Linked DNA regions of Homo sapiens: region 1 is linked to region 2. A link is a loop called in an ENCODE intact Hi-C map of the cell type or tissue named here. Cell type or tissue: PC-3. All regions are shown on one strand. Each heading gives the region's core, and the rest is flanking DNA. Links, peaks and the distances in the headings are about the cores only. Region 1 has its middle 350 kb from the start of PHF14. Region 2 has its middle 280 kb from the start of PHF14.

Region 1 (4,401 bases), core at 165-4,164, 65 kb after region 2:
TGCTGCTGAACAATGATGTTGGTAGTGTGCTATTTTGCTTTAGGAAAAGCTACTGCATTCCAACATGGGGTTCAATGGCTGGTCCTGGAAACCTCGTCTCTGTTTGATATAAGTTAAACCTTGAGTACACTCTGCCTGGTACTGAAATTAACATCTGGGTCCTGACCAAATTCTAACTTGTGAAATTGCAGATTACTTTACGACTGGATAAGAAATGTACTCCATCATATCTTAGCTTTGTTATTTAATTTTGCCTGGGGTTGTTAAATCACTGTAGCATTTTGCCACTGTGTGCAACCAGTGGGCTTTTAGAAATTTTAGCATGAAAGGCTCTCAAGAAAACATGAAACTCTTTTAACATAAGGTTATCTCCAGGAGGCTACTTTTTGGTTTAGTTATGTGATTGTATTTGAACAAATAGATTTTCTTTAGTTCTACTTAGTGTTCTTTTTTAAACTGATGGACTTTCACAATAGGTTTTCAGGTCTTGGCTTTTCAGTTTCATTTTTGGGGGTGTGGAAGTTTCAGAGTGAGATACAAACTGATTTGTGAGATGAAAAATATTAAAGATATGATCATTTGACAGTAATTTGGTGATCTGATTTTTTTCTGGAAATAACAAAGCTAATATTCTTAAGTGAGCGAAAAAATTTTTGAGGACAGCTACTGGATAGTTGAATATTTTATCCATTAATGAAATTGTTCACATTTTGAAGAGATTATTAACTGTGGTGCAATTGGATTCTTTGTGAAGTGGCAGCAAAAGGCTTCTTGGTTTACACCAGGGTCAGCAAACTACACCTTGCAGGCCACATCAGGTCTACCACTTGTTTTGTAAATAAAGTTTTACCGGGGCATAGTCATGCCCATTTGTTTATGTGTTTTCTGTGTCTGCTTTTGTAAGAGACTATATGGACTTTAAAGCCTAAAATATTTAGTATCTGTCCCTTTCTAGAACAAGTTTGCTTACCTCTGCTTTACATCATTAACTTGATCCTGTGGAGTCAGAGCTGGCTGTGCACATCCTCTAAACCAAGGGAGAAACAAATTACATATTTGAGAAACAATGCTAAGATTTTCCCATCCCTTGGACTCTGGCTAGACATTTGTGGCAACCACAAGCTTCACTTTCTCTTTTCTCCCTTTCTCAAGGTGCTTTTATCTGTGACTGCGGCACCAGCAGTTTGGGTTTGGTAGACTATAATATTGGATTGGTGGTGTGTATTTTTACATAAAGCCTTGGAGTTATTTTATTTTATTTTTTTGCAGAGATGGCTTCACATTTTAGACTACATGTTTATAACTGCCCTTGTGCTATAGTTGCTCTTATGCTGTAAAGCATGACAGCATACTTTTATCTTTTAACATTGGCCAAAACTGGTCACACAACCATTACTAAACCATTACTGTAGATTAATAAGAATCTGTATCTAGATTTAAAAATTTACATTTTTGAGATGGGATCTCTCTGTGTTCCCTGGGCTGGTGTTGAACTCCTGGGCTCCTGCAATCCTCTTGCCTAAGCCTCCAAAGTAATTGGGATTACAGGTCTTCACCACCATGCCTAGTTTACACCTGAATTTTGGAATGGAGTTATTTACTCTTGCATTGCTTGGGAGAAGGATGGACACCTGGATTGGTTACTTTCTTTTTACTACTCTAGAGCTACCCATTCTCTGCCTATTTTATCATGGGTCTCCCCAAAAAGAAGAGCCAGAGAAAAGGGATGGATGCAGATAGATAGCTTATTTGAGGGAGTGATCTCAGGGAACAGGAGTCAGAGGATTCAACGGTGATGTTGGTAGTGTGTTATTTTGCTTCGGGCAAAGCTACGGCATTCTGTCTTGGGGTTCAATGGCCGGTATTGGAAGCCTCTTCTCTATTTGATACAAATTAAAACTTGAGTACTAGGACTAGTGAAATGGAGAAAATGTAAAGATAATCCAAGAGTCGAGTTATTAAGACTGAATGTTAGTTATTACTATGGGCAACTGGGGTTCAATTTTGTTGAAAACCCTCTGAAGAATGGTATAGATCCTTCCTCAGACTTGTTTACTCAAGACATGGAAAAGGGTATATTTATCTACTTGCTTCCAACTCCAGTTGGTCAAGTCTTGCCCTTGGGGCTGCTAACTTCCTTGGATGTACAGTCAGAGTATGATGCAGAATGAGTAAGCAGGCTAGTCTTGTGTAGGTATCTCATGCTGTGGAGACAAAGAATTCCTGAAGCACAAGAAACATTTGTGCAGCTAAGTTAAGGTTCTATTGCTTCAGCTGGTTGCTAAAGCAATAGTCAGAACAAAATGCTGAGCAAAGAGGATGTGAGACAGGGCATTGAAAATGTATGTCTCCCTGTCCTTCTCAACCTGCTTCGTACCTCAGGGAGCTGACCTCTGTAGCATAGATCACCTGAACTCCCTTTCCATCTGGCTTCTCATTGAGTCTTGGTACCAGAAGAAATGGTAGGAAATCTGAAAGCAGGAGAATAGAATGGTTGAGAGTATTTGTTTCCCCTATCTTCTGTCCTTCCTGCATTGCCACAGTTTGTTACTCTTGGCTGCCACTCCTATTGGGTGAACCTGCTTCCATGACTCCACCCCTCTTTGGGTTTGGTAATATCATTCTCTCTCTACCAAAGGCCACAGCTCCTGCTAGGAGGCCTTTTCCTGTAGTTATAACTCTGCCATAGATTGAATAACTGCTTATCTCTCTTTTCTTTCAGACCTGGAGTAGGTTTTAGTTTTCTGTTGTTGCTGATCTTTGGACCCAGCTCAAATCTTTTGCTGAGCTTTTACCTATTAAATCTTTTCATTGTGGCTTAATTTACTGCCCAAATAAAATTGGGGTTTTGTTAGCAGCGAATAAGGGAGAACTTTTATGGGCTGACATATAAAGGTGTCTGCTCTTCCTGTTATGGGGCCAGGACCAAGTGAAAGTTTGCCACCAGTGGAATGGCTTCAACACACTTAGAAAAATGGCATAGAGATGAAGTTCCTCTTTTGAATAACTTTCAACTTTAGTGGCCTACTACTCCCATATTTTGGCTTGTTAAACTGGTAATGCTATATTTTAAATTTCTATTGCATTTTTTTCTTAGACATTAAAACCTTTTCAGTTACAGGATTTAAGCAATATAAAAGGCATCAGCATAAAAGTGAAAATCTCCCTTGATTCAGTTACTCATAGATAAATATTGTTAACATTTTGAATTTCTTCAGACTTTATCGGTTGTCTATAAAGGCGATCAGCATCTCAGTTTTGTTTGGAAGGAAGACACCAACTGTAAAAATGTGGATGGGATGAGAGGAAACAAGGATAATTAAGTCATTCCATTGTAAGGTCAGCACAACGTCTGGATATATCTCCTGTTATTCAAAGATGATACTCAGACAAGATTAAAAAGAAAAGTAAATGGAAGAAACATAGAAAACAAAAAACAAATGTCTACAACCCACCCACTCACCCTTAAACATAACTAAAGAATAAAAGAACACCATGCTTTTCAAAAATTCCCAATGGTTAAGTACTTGTAACAACTTAAGTGTCTATGATGAGGTAGTAGAAAAATGTATTATTGTGAATTCATTTAGCAGAATTCTATGTTGTTAGTAGAATGTATAGAATATTATATGCTGCTATAAAATTATCTTCGAGATATTTTTAAAAAATCAAGGCTGCTATGATATGATTTATATTAAAAACAGCACAGATGAATATACATTTACATGCTTAAGTATAAATAAAATGTTTCTGAAAGGAAATAGGTAACTATTAACAATGTTTTATTACCAAAAATGGTTGCATATTTGGCGGTAAAAGGGAGATTTGCTTTTCATTACATTTGTTTTTGTCATATTTAATTGTTTTTCCATCCACATATTATTCAGTCGGAAAAGATTTACTAGAGGGAAGGTAATTACATCTTAATTATGCACTCAACTTCAAAACAACATCAGAATCCCTGAAGTAGGGGAAGAAAGGTGACATTAAAAAAGTCAAAAGTGGTTTTCTACATAGTTGTAAGTACAAAGTGAATTGGCAAGAAAAATTTACATTGTAAAGGATTTAAAAATGTAATTAGGAAATTAAAGTCTGCGTTGGAAGCAGTTATTGATAAGAATCATCTCTTTAGAGATGTAACCAATAACTTCGAAGATATTTTCAACAATTCTCCCAGAATTCATAACATAATAACAAATAGAAGAAATTAACAAAAAGAAGAGGATAGAAACAAAAGGCAAAGAACAGAAGTTCAGCCTACAGAAGATTGGTAAAGAGGAGAGAACAAATTGAACAGAGCAAGCATCATGAACTAATAGTAGAAAACTTTCCTGAGATGAATAATATCCTAAGGCAGCACATGAGACAAACTGGTCAACAGGAAAACAACACCTTAAACGT
Region 2 (4,401 bases), core at 264-4,263:
TGCCTCAGTTCAAGGCTTAGAGAAGCTCTGTGTTGCTGCTTTTCTAATTCCTGAAGTTCAACTGTGCTGTCACCATGACAGTTACATCCTTCTTAAGACCAAGTAGGCACACTAGAGAAGTAAGTAATTTGTTGGAGGTGGTGAGGATGATAATGATGCAGGCTGCTTTCAGATTAGGCAGTATCAGTGTGCAGCACAGATTCAGAAATCAGATCTAGAGATGGGTTCTCAGTGATTGTTTCATTTTGGATCTTTCTCTAGCCCTCTGAGTTTAGCCTTATTCTTAACTTTCAGACATTACCCAATTTCTCAAGAAGCCTTTCCTTGATCATAGGGTTTCATAAACATGAGAGATAACCTCTTTCCTTTCTGTTTTGTTTCTCAAAATATGTTGAAGTATTATTCAATGAGATTTTTATAGAACTGTCACTCTGCAAAACTAGGCACTGAATGAATTGTAGGATTAATGAAGCATAATCTAGTTGGGGCTATTAGATTTACATGTTTGAAACATTGAAGTAGCATGGCAGTGTCAAGAACTGTGAAGGGTTTTATATTTTACCTTATTTGTAAACTTACAAGTAGGCTTGTCACAGTTTCTCATACCCTGGCAGAAGACACAAGACAGCTCAGATTTTCTTACTTACAGAACAGCACGCTAAATGAGTGTTAGCATATTTAAGTCACTTCCCCTTTCCTCTGAGTTCCCCAGAAGTGATGCAGGAGGCCAGATAAATGCCAGCTCACTTTCTGGATTTTGCTACAGAAGAGAACACCATGTGTAGGGAACCTGAATTTTTTGTAATAGGCCGTAAGCATGCCTGCCCTTTGGCCTGGAAAGAGACACTATATCTTCCAGGGCTGTTTGCTGTGTAAACATCCTTGAAAAGACAGCCTTGAACAAAGGGCAGTCAATAGTTCTACTCAAAAGACATGGAGAAATGCAAAAGACCCATGGAGATTTGTCTTCTAATCGGCAGCATCTTGCAAGGTAAGTTGCATAGGCAGTACTAGCTAGAGAAATTCAGTTAAAGGAACTATAAACTTGATCTTCAATTCCAAACACCCTAATTTAGTTATTTAAGAAAGGTTTTTATAGAGAAAATTAAAATTAAGAAGTCTTTGGAAGATGGGAAATATCTGAAGGGATAAAGGAGAGGATAATGGGCATTCCTTTTGTGGAAGGTAGTATGAGTTGGGATGTACTCATAGCTGCGATGTTATGAGGATGCATTGGTTCAGCCTCTCACTTGTTGACCATCTTCATCCACCCTGATTGTTCAGTATCCTTGCTGTACTGATTGTTTAGGATTTTGAATAGTAATTATGGCATTTGTATGGTTTGGAAGCAGTATGATTTTACTGTTGCAGTTGGTTACTCTTCAATCAAGGTTGCCAGATAAAGTCCTCTGTTTTTATTTGCTAAGCCTGGCAACCCTATCTTTGGTACAGTAGGGCTAAATCTCTACAGCGAAGGAGCTCAAATCTGAACTGGCATCTATTCTTGTAGGTAAGGGAAGCCATTAAAGGCAGTTGACCAAAGGGTTATGTAAAAAGAATTGTGTTTTAGCAGAACAAAAATGATAATGGTGTGCTAGGATAGATGATGAATGAGATCTTCCTGATCATCAGGATAATTCCCATATCTCTGGCTTTGAGAAGCAGTGGAGAAAATTTAGAAGATAAGCTTACATTTAGAAGACAAGCAACTTGGTCGGTGCGGTGGCTCACGCCTGTAATCCCGGCACTTTGGGAGGCTGAGGTGGGTGGATCACAAGGTCAGGAGTTTGAAACCAGCCTGGCCACCATAGTGAAACCTCGTCTCTACTACAAAAAAAAAAAAACAAAAAAAAACGAAAATTAGCTGGGCATGGGGCGGGCACCTGTAGTCCCAGCTACTCAGGAAGCTGAGGCAGGAGAATTGCTTGAATCTGGGAGGCAGAGGTTGCAGTGAGCCAAGATCATGCCACTGCACTCCAGCCTGGGCGACACTAGACTAGTGACTCGGTCTCAAAAAAAAAAAAAAAGAAAAAGCAACTTAAGATTGGGCTTCATGAAGACAGAGACTAGATTCTGTGGATATAGGATAAATAACACATGGGCAGCTGTGACTCAGAGCATGGGTATGACATGAGTGACCTGTAATTGTTCTATGTGGAATGGGTGCACTAGTCATCCAATTAAGCCATGGAGAAGGACAGAGATGCTTGGCTCTCACTCACTAGTCTCTGAGTCAAAAGGGGCAGAGGAAGGGAAACTTTATTAGGCCAATAAGGAATAAATGATGTGAATGCATAGTTTAATGTATGTTACTATGTGAACAAAAAATTGGGGTAGAGAAGAGTTTTCACACATTAGGATGCAGATTAGGATGAGATTTCATTTATAGAAGAGTAGTGGGTTTTGGCACCATGGGATTGATAAGGACAAGTATGATGGATAAAGCAGTGTGTTGGCAGCATGGCAGGGGGATACATTAACAGAGGGGGTATTAGGGTTGGGAGAGGAGTGTTGAGAAATTAGGATGGGATGTCTGACCTGGTGGGAGTAATTTACAGAGTAGTAGGTCAGGAATACTGAGGGATGAGGAATCAGAAGGCAAGTGGGCAGGTCCTCCTTGGTAATCTAAAAGGAAAGTTGATGGAGCTTCATTGAAACAAAATTGTCTTCCCTGGGTTTCAACGAGGACCCTTCAGATGGAATTTAGGCTCTTTGTTGACACCATTTGGAGAAAGTAGATGATTCTTTGTGGTAAGTAGAAGGTAAATACTAAGTCAATGTTTTTCTGATTTGGTTTTTCACTTGACAGAGAGAGCAGGTGCTATAAATTATACTAATGACTAACATTGGGGAATTCTAGTGGACCCTCTAAAGGTTATGGGCATAAGAAGAGGAAGGGAAACATTTGAAAAGGATGTTGTCATGGAAGCTTTAGTTGAAGTGCTGAGAAAATTGATAACATATTTCAAAGTGAGATACAAAATCACGATACAAAAGTTTGAAAGGAGTTATCTGTTCTAAATTTAATGCAAGACTGAATTTTGACCATTGCACAGGACTAAATAATTACTGAGACTGTCATGAGACTTGAATGAATTATGGGTATTTTTATTACCCTAGAAGTACCAGAAACATCAAGGATATCAAGAAAGATCTAGCCTATTAGAGTGGATTTTAAGATATAGAAATAAATTTTACTTATGATTGTATTATGCAAGTCATGATTGTTAAACATAATGTTTACACAAAATAAAAACGGCAGGCTGAGAAGTAGAATCTATGGAAGAGAGTTGGAAGGGTTTTGGAATTTGGCAGATAAAACATGAGATAGGAATAACATTTGTAGAGACGAGTTCATCTAAAAGCAGATTAAAAGGAAAGCAGCAATTTCCTAGCACTGCAATATTCTCTGCGATGGACTGAATGTTTATGTACCCTCCCCCTCCAAATTTATAGGCTGAAATCTTAACTCCTAATGTGAAGGTATTAGGAGGCAGAAACTTTGGGGGTAATTAGGTAATAAAGAGACTCTAGAGAGCTCTCTCACCCTCTTTCTGCCATACAATTAAAGACAGCAGTCTGCACCTTGGAAGGTGACCCTCACCAGTACCCAATCATGCTGGCACCCTAATCCTGGACCGGTACCCTCCAGAAATATAAGAAATAAATTTGTATTGTTCATAAGCCACCCAGCATATGGTACTTTGGCATAGCAGCCTGAACTGACTGAGACATTCTCCAAAGGTATCAATAGGTGAAGCTTAATTTTTATAAAGAAAAATAATTTATAAAATTGGCTATTTTGTATGACCTTGGCATTCAGGGTTTAAAATATGTTAGAGTGAACCCAAAAGTACGTGTTAAACAAAATGAAAAATATAAAAATATTAGTGGCCATCATTTATTCCAGGCATATAAGGTATAAACTTAAGGTAAAATTGTTCCTTTTTCTCTATGCATAATACATACTGAGGACTTCTACCAAATATAGGGCGTGGAGAACTCTTTGAAAAGAATTCATTGAATAGAATGGAAAATGTATTCTGACTATTTTCTTCTTAAAAATGTTCTGTATGTCTAGCTTTTCTAAAATGTAAATGTATTACTTTTAAAATCAACATGAAAACATTCTAGGTGTCTTCTCTAGCATGAGGCATGAGGAAGTTTATGGGGAGCTAGGAGCATGGATTGACACGATAGCTGGTCACTTTTGAGGCTGTGACTAATCCCAAAGAGGCAAAGGACTCTGTGCATGGTCAGTGCTTTCTTTGTCTGAAGGATACCTTGTTTGGCTTCTAGAGAAAGGAATGCAGGAAAAATTATCTGGTATGGATCCCCTTTCTCCTGTGCATCTTGACGGGTGGTGGCAAATAAGACTGTGCTTTAGCTACAGGGAAAGAA

The links. Hi-C counts contacts between places; a loop is a spot of excess contacts. Peaks named below come from ENCODE experiments on the same cell type or tissue, not always from the same donor. Only the 100,000 strongest peaks of a DNase experiment are listed, where the experiment ranks them.
Region 1: it touches region 2 in a loop (2.5-fold over the local background); 1 of 110 quality-filtered maps calls a loop at or near these places.

Annotation. Positions count from the first base shown.
Region 1 is chr7:11,317,499-11,321,899 of GRCh38, forward strand. No RefSeq gene overlaps it. Among named protein-coding and RNA genes, the nearest start is that of PHF14, 350 kb to the left of the region's middle. In PC-3, for the core only: no CTCF peak of the experiment used is centred there; a DNase peak (open chromatin) is centred at 2,173; H3K27ac peaks cover 429 bases.
Region 2 is chr7:11,252,235-11,256,635 of GRCh38, forward strand. No RefSeq gene overlaps it. Among named protein-coding and RNA genes, the nearest start is that of PHF14, 280 kb to the left of the region's middle. In PC-3, for the core only: no CTCF peak of the experiment used is centred there; a DNase peak (open chromatin) is centred at 2,157.